3 separate regions of the Mus musculus genome follow, and all the other regions are linked to region 1. A link is a loop called in an ENCODE intact Hi-C map of the cell type or tissue named here. Cell type or tissue: gastrocnemius. All regions are shown on one strand.

Region 1 (2,500 bases):
AGCACTAGAATCTTCAGATGTATTTCAGTTGTCTTCTCAGAGTAGACAGACCAGGAACCCAGTCCAGGCTATCTGCTGAGGGTAAGAATCCCCAGGCACGCTGTAGCCGTAAGGTAAGAAAGCTGGGACGTCCTGGTTTAGGTAATTTATCAGAAACCAGACAAAATCATAGTGGCTCAGGTTGGGCTCCCAAGTCAACAAAGCCTATGCTGGAGTTCTGGTTAGCAGACAGTTCTTCTCCCAATGAGGTTCAAGAGCCTGCTCCTGACGTCATATACTTGCATTGTCTGTGTAGGAGACATGGGCAGAGAGGGAAACGTCCCCTAAGCCTGGCCATATTGCCCAGAACTGACCATATTACTTTGCTCACAGCCTGTGCATTCAGCTAAGCAAACCACTCCCCACCACACCCCCTTGCTAAGAGGATGGAAAGTATAGTCACAGCTGGCCCATGAAGGGGTAGACAGCCTGACCCAGAACACCCAAATTATACCCACAGGAATTATTTCTGACAAGTTATTATCCTCTATAACAATCTTTTCCAAAACACCTTGATTTGAAGATCCACAGGGAAGCTTATTTACAACGTAGCCCTCCATCCTGATTCAGGACCCTTGCGTTGGCCCTCTGTATGAAGTACAGATCCCTAGGGGACACAATTCTAGTGAGTCTGGGATGCAGTGTCCCTAAGGATCACCTCTGCTGTCCCCCAGCCACCGGTAGGAAGCCACACCAAAGCCTCAATGTGTGTTTGCTGACCTACAAGACAGGCTGAGCTCAGCCCTGGAAACGAAAGCCACATCAAAGCAGAATGAGATGTCCCAGTCCCCTCCCCCGTCAGACCTTACCTACACTGCTCCATGGCTGGCCACACACAAGGAAAACCCCTAAACTGGCTGGTGATCCACAAAACTGCCTTTCATCTGTTTAGGTGGGAAGAAAGGGGGTGGGGTGGGGGGGGAGAAGCAGTTTGCACTCACAGTCTCTTTAGAAACACTAGAGGGCAGCATTGAGTCGCATCTAATTTCTCAACTTTGCAGTATTGGCTCCTGGATTTTCTGTGTTTTGTTTGCCTTTTTGTTCTTGCCATGGCACTGCTAGTATGAATCATAGGCTACGGGCAAGCAAAGGAACAAAGCAGCTGCCAGGGGCCCTGAGCTGGGCTTCTCTGCGGTGGTGAGACTCCAGAGGGGTGGGGCATCCTGAGCGAAGTGACAGAAAGGAGACTGGTACTCATTAGGAAGGTGGAATTTGGAAACCATCTCCACACTTCTTCCTGTTCACTACCCCTGACAACACCCTGAGGAGAAAGCAGATGTGACATTAAGGATTCCATTTGCTAGGAGCAGGGATCCCTCGGGAACTCATCAGATCTCAGTACACCTGTAGGTAGATACTGACCCCACCCATACTGGTCTCGGTGGCTGGTGTGCCTCTGTCCAGATGCTTTGTGGTGAACCAGCTCCTCTGAGAAGTAACAGGCCAGACTCCCCCACCTAATCACCACCGCCACAGAAGGCTCCCTCTCTGCTCCCCTTTTAAAGGGGCTGTAGGCCAACACTGCCTCTCCTGGACTTGTCACTAGATGCTTTCTGTAGGAGCCTGCTGCCTGGTCCTATGCAGATGAGCTCCCTGGTGGGGGCGGGGGGTGCAGCCCCCACCTCCAGTCTTGCCTCAGCAGAGCTCAGCTCACACCTCTCCCAACTTGCAAATTCTGCCCTTCTCTGAGATGAAATGGAGGCAAGGAGCAGGTCATCCAAAAGTGGCCTTCCGTGGTTCACCACACCCATCTGGGTTTTTCTTCGGAAATAGCAAAAGCACCCATAGCTTTTTCTCATCCTGACAGCAGAGAGATGCCTGCCCTCTAACAGAAAGAGACCCTGTCAGTCCAGGTGATGCCTCCACCTGCTTGCTCTTCGCCTACATAATAGAAACAAGTTTGAAACCTATAGTCTTAACATTCGTGGTATGCAAGTTCTGAGTCTACCTTCTGTCTCCATTAGGTTACCTGCCCTGGGACAGCTATTTTTGAATTTCTGAGCTCTGAACTCTGCTGGTGCCTCCAGCCTCCTGGCAGGCAGATGAGGTGCCTGTCACCATGCCTCTCTCTTCTGTTTCAGCTGTGATCCCTCTGACGGATTCGGAACACAAGCTGCTGCCCTTGCACTTTGCTGTGGACCCGGGAAAGGACTGGGAATGGGGGAAAGATGACAACGACAATGCCCGGTTAGCCAAGTAAGACCTGCCCCGCAGTCCAGTCCGGACCCCAACACCCTGCGGGAGAGTGGTGGTGACAGGACTCCTGTTGGGATTTGGGGGACTAAAGGGCAGGGAGAGGATTGCACGCGCAGGCGAGTGAGCTCCTGCCACCTCCGGAGCTTCTCACTGGGTGTTCTTTTGTCAGCCTCATCCTGTCCCTAGAAGCCAAGCTGAACCTTCTACACAGCTACATGAATGTGACGTGGATCCGCATCCCCTCCGAGACCCGGGTGAGCCTCGA
Region 2 (2,500 bases), 620 kb after region 1:
GTGATTTTTTAGCGTTTAAGTATCGTCTGGACAATTTCGATGTCAGACTTCCCAAAGGCATAATTTCTACACTCTGATTTGGAAGCTCATTTTGATCTTTGGACACTAAGGCATCTTTAAAGTAGGGACTGGTCTGCTGTTGTATGCCCAGTTTTGAACCACATTGGACAGAAATTAAACTTCTCTTTGGTGGTGATAATTTCTGAGGTGTCACATTCTCTAAAGGACCACTGGGTAAATCTGATGTAGGCACAGTTGGACTCATTAATCCAGCCTGAGCAGGCTCTACTTGAACGTCATCACCAACACCGTTGTTAGCACAAGACTCATCAAGGTGCCGAATGAGGTCATACCTGGGCACCATTTTATGACAAGTTGAACATGCAAGTTTAGCAGGTGGTGCACTGTTAAAATACGAAGTAATCGAATGACACTGGCTTTTTGCAGTTTTGCTGGTAGATAAGCTTCTACGGGGTCTTTTTTGATCAGGTGATTTCCTTTGTGACGGCATGACTATTAGAGAAAGTGGGCGACCCAAGAAGAAAATCAGGTCATCTCAGGTAAGGACCGAAATGTTTTACTTTCATTCACTTGGCTTGAATTAGTAAAAACAACAACAAAAAAAAAGGGTCCCTGCTACCTCCTCATCAGTTAATACAGCGGCCACCCCAGGTGAAGGACCCTAAAGGGTTACTTTTACTCTCGCCGTGAACTAATACAAAGTGAAATAGCATTTGATGTCGTTATTCGTTCAACTTCTTCCTACAAAATAAAATACATGAGTTAAAAATATTTTTATACATTTACGGGGTCGGCCGACAACTGAAACGTAGAATGGCAACTTCTGGAACGAGAACCCTGAAGTGGATACAGATCGGAGCGGACCTGCAGCTCCGCGCATGCTCTGTGTCCCTCGCTTCGGAAGGACCAAGCTGCACTTACTTTCAGGGCCTTTCTAAGAACCGTTTGTCTTAAAAAGAGGACGCTGACTCGCTCAGACTCCCCTGAACTCACTGCAGCGGAACAGGCTGAGTCGCTCTCAAAGGGCCACAAGGCGGGCAGTCGCTCTGCGCAGCCCGGACCAGCCAGAGCAAGGCGCTACAGGCATCCCCAGCCGATCCCCGCGTCTTCGCTCCAAGGCTCAGCTAGTGGAGGACAGAGTGATCGAGCAGAAGGCGGACCAAAAGAGAAATGGAGTGTGTAGACTGAGGAAACTGTGACATGATTGTACTCTACTACCTCAAGAGCTTTACACTAAGGTAGCAGAACATTAACCGTTGTGGTGGTAATCCCTTTTTGTTTTGTTTTTTGAGTAAAGGTTTCTCTGTAGACCTACAGACTCACTCTGTAGACCAGGATCACCTCTAACTCAGAGATCATCCTGCCTGTGCCTCCAGAGTCCTGGGATTAAAGCCATGCCGTCATCTCACCCAGCATTCCTAACACAACTAAAAATTAATGAAACGCTATGATACGCTAATCATGATAAATATTTTATGATTAGTTTGACTTGACATGAAAGAAGGACCAGAGAAAGTTAGATGAACAGAGAGAAAATAAATAGAAAAACCAAATAAATCAGGTCAATAATGACAGGAAATGGTCATGATTAATATACTTTAAAGGTAAAACTAGTCCGATTAGACTTAAAATGTAGTTCCTAACTATGTGCACATACAAGAGCCTGGTATAGCAAATTGTTAAAATTTCCACAAAAATACAAACTATGTAATAGTTAAATCACTGCTAAAACTAACACCTTAAAGTGTGGGGAGATGAGATAATTACTCAAAAGTATTTATTCAGAGGAAAAAGATAAATCCTATTTTGAATAAAATTTAGGATGTTTTTGGGCGTGGTGATACACACCTTTAATGCCAGCACTTGGGAGGCAGGAGCAGGCGGATCTGAGATGGAGGGCAGCCTGGTCTACAAGGCTTCTTGTGGCTGCATAGTGTGACTCTGTCTCAGAAACAAACACCAACTTGGGGAGATTTTTAAATGTCCTATTAGTGGGGCCATAGTCAGAGAATGGCCCCCAAACTCATGTGTTAAAATATAATGGCTGGGACTGAAGAGATGGCTCAGCGGTTAAGAGCACTGACTGCTCTTCTGAAGGTCCTGAGTTCAAATCCCAGCAACCACATGGTGGCTCACAACCATCTGTTAGGAGATCTGACGCCCTCTTCTGGGGGTGTCTGCAGACAGCTACAGTGTACTTACATGTAACAGTAAATACATCTTTGGGCCGGAGCAAATGGGACTGAAGAAAGAAGAAAACGTAATGGACAAAGGGGAAAATGTTGGCGTATTTGTTGTATTACATCATTAGGTTCTCATATCTTTACCTCAGTTCCATCTCTTATTCCACCCTTCTCCCTTCCACCTCCCTAACGCTAGGTAGGAAAGAATATTAGAGGGGAAAGGAGGCATAGACTTCTATAGGCTACTTTCTGTTGCTGAGGGTCGTCCATCCTTCTTCATCAGAGTATCCAGCAGT
Region 3 (2,500 bases), 100 kb after region 1:
AATAAGCAGAAGACCAGGTGTTCTTAACCCCTGAGCTATCTCTCCAAAGGAAGATGTTCCATCATTTGCCTGTGAAATGCATGATGTCTTTGTTTTTTAATAGCTGAATAGTATTGCATTATGTAGATGTACCACATTTTCTCTACCATTCTTCCATTGAGGGGCATCTAGGTTGTTTCTAGTTGCTGGCTATTTTAAGTAAAGCTGCTATAGAGCAAGTTTCTTTGTGAGATGTTGGAGCATCTTCTGGGTATATGCCCAGGAGTGGTATAGCTGGGTCTTGAGGTATTCCTAATTTTCTGAGAAAACACCAAATTGATGTCCAAAGTGGTTGTACAAGTTACTGGCTCAACTCCAGACCCATTCCATGGGCAAGCACCAATCCCTGACACTACTAATGATACTCTGTTATGCTCAAAGACAGGAATCTAGCATGGCTGTTCTCTGAGAGGTTCCACTCAGCAGCTGACTCAGACAGATGCTCCACACACAGCTAAACAGTGGCTGGAGCTTGAGAACTATTATGGGAGAGTAGGGGGAAGGATTGAGTGTCCCGAAGGGGACAGGAACTCTTCAGGAAGAGTGCAACAGAGTCCAACAGCTCTGGACCCTTGGAGCTCTCATAGATTGAACCACCAACCAAAGAGCATAGAGGAGCTGGACCTAGACCTCCCTGTACATATGTACCAGATGTGCAGCTTGCTTGGTCTTCATGAGGGACACGAACAACAGGAGCGGGGGGTGGGGGGGATATGCCAAAAACCGTTGCCTGTCTGTGGAATATGTTCTTCTACACAGGCTGCCTTGTCTGGCCTCAGTGGGAGAGGATGATGCTCAGTGGGAGAGGATGAACCTAGCACTGCAGAGACTTTGGGGTGGGGGGACTCCTATCAGAGAAGGGGAGGGATAGAGGAAAAGACTGTAGGAGGGAGGAACCAGGAGAGGTGGCAGTGAGTGGGATATAAAGTGAAAAAATAAAATAAAATAAAATAAAATAAAATAAAAAGAGGAACACACCTACCTCTAGGCAGACCACATTTCCCAGAGCCCGAAGAACCCTTGGAGTCTTCTAGAAATCCCCGTCCCCACATGGGTCTGAACATTCTGCTGAGAGGTGGACCAGGGCCCTGCCTCTGGAATTAGGCAGCTGCCATCCTCGGGTAGGCAATCCTGACACCAGCTGCCTGTGGGTGAAACTGCTTCTGCCTGGAGCTGCTGGGACATTCCCATTGACTGCAGCTCCTAGGTGTGAGGAGGCTCAACCTTACCATGTGGAAGGCTAGGGCTACCCAGAGCAAGGGCATCCATTAGCATGGTGAGCCCTCCATCTCTGAGCCTCTGTGCCTGGCTCCGCCTTCTTGCAGGTAGTTCCTGCAGAGCCGCCACGGGATCCCTGCTTCAAGGCAAGCAGGCCCAATTTTTAAATTTTTTTGTTGTGTGGAAAGATTTTTTGATCTGGATGCATCAACTGGCTAGAAGGTTTGTGCTCCTCACCAACATGACTGTGCCACCCAGCAGGGGGCAGCAGACAGACCCAGTGGACAATAGTGAAAAGAGCAAAACTCTGCAGGTCAGAAGAGGTGGGGTTTAATTGCCCTTGGGAGCTGGCACAGTATCTCCTTTGGACAAGTCACCTAATGGTGTCACTTAAATGATGGCCATGTCACACTGCCCTGTAGGTGCTAGGCAGGGAGTCTGGGTCGGCCATTCATCCCCCCCCTCTGCTATAGCAGAAGAAGATGCGATGCATCTTTAGCACCATTCACCATGGTTCTATCGGACTAGAAAGTTCACGGTGAGCATCCCGAATCAGAAGACCCCAAATCCACAATGGGCTAAAATCAAAGCTAGTCACGACGGTACACATTTGTATGATTCCTTACTGCAGAACTAGATGAGATAGGAAGATCGTGTCAGGCCATCTTGTCTAAAACAGAGGGGAATGCTGGGAGATGTCTCTGTGGGTAGAATGTTCCCATTCATACAAGAGGACCCCAGACCGCATCTGCAATCCTCAAGCCCCGCCCCCCAGAGAGATGACAGGCAGACTCTCAAGCAGTCCCTGGGCAGACTAGCCTGGTATGCTGTATGGAGAGCGAACAACAGAGATCCTGCTTCAAACAAGGTAGAAGGCAATGTCTCCTGTCTTACATACACACGTGAACACACATGTGCATGCACTTCTCAGCCATCCCCAGGTAAAATGCAGGCCTGAAAGTGAAGGTGGGCCTTTTTCCCATCCCCCACCCCCAGCCTGGATGCCTGCACTCCCTGGATTCCTGAAGTCCTTGGAAGTAGCAAAGCCCAAAGGCTGAGCCTCATGAAGGCTCAAGCAGAGAGGAGGAGGAGGGGTTGGAAGGAGAGAGTAGGACCCATGTCTGGCAGGCTCTAAAATTAAGGGTTCTGGGTTCCCTCTTGGTCCTGAACCTCTTGATGTCTGCTTCTGTGATTCCCCCAGCATCAAGGATGCTATCCTGGAGATCTGATTCACCCCCACCTT

What was found. Hi-C counts contacts between places; a loop is a spot of excess contacts. Peaks named below come from ENCODE experiments on the same cell type or tissue, not always from the same donor. Only the 100,000 strongest peaks of a DNase experiment are listed, where the experiment ranks them.
Region 2: it touches region 1 in a loop (3-fold over the local background); 2 of 42 quality-filtered maps call a loop at or near these places.
Region 3: it touches region 1 in a loop (6-fold over the local background); 18 of 42 quality-filtered maps call a loop at or near these places.

What each region holds. Positions count from the first base shown.
Region 1 is chr7:63,752,512-63,755,011 of GRCm38, forward strand. It overlaps Otud7a (OTU domain containing 7A), which reads left to right. Exons shown (of 14, transcript NM_130880.1): 12 at 2,121-2,235; 13 at 2,405-2,489. Among named protein-coding and RNA genes, the nearest start is that of Gm39023, 99 kb to the right of the region's middle. In gastrocnemius, a CTCF peak has its summit at 1,016 (motif pointing right); DNase peaks (open chromatin) are centred at 825, 1,138, 1,548 and 2,481; H3K4me3 peaks cover 786 bases; H3K27ac peaks cover 1,444 bases.
Region 2 is chr7:64,372,993-64,375,492 of GRCm38, forward strand. Fan1 (FANCD2/FANCI-associated nuclease 1) reads right to left here and starts at 1,064. Exons shown (of 14, transcript NM_177893.4): 1 at 943-1,064; 2 at 1-762. The coding sequence starts at 511. In gastrocnemius, a CTCF peak has its summit at 1,058; a DNase peak (open chromatin) is centred at 1,090; H3K4me3 peaks cover 1,387 bases; H3K27ac peaks cover 1,435 bases.
Region 3 is chr7:63,853,972-63,856,471 of GRCm38, forward strand. No RefSeq gene overlaps it. Among named protein-coding and RNA genes, the nearest start is that of Gm39023, 2.6 kb to the left of the region's middle. In gastrocnemius, a CTCF peak has its summit at 1,505 (motif pointing right); a DNase peak (open chromatin) is centred at 1,516; H3K27ac peaks cover 1,342 bases.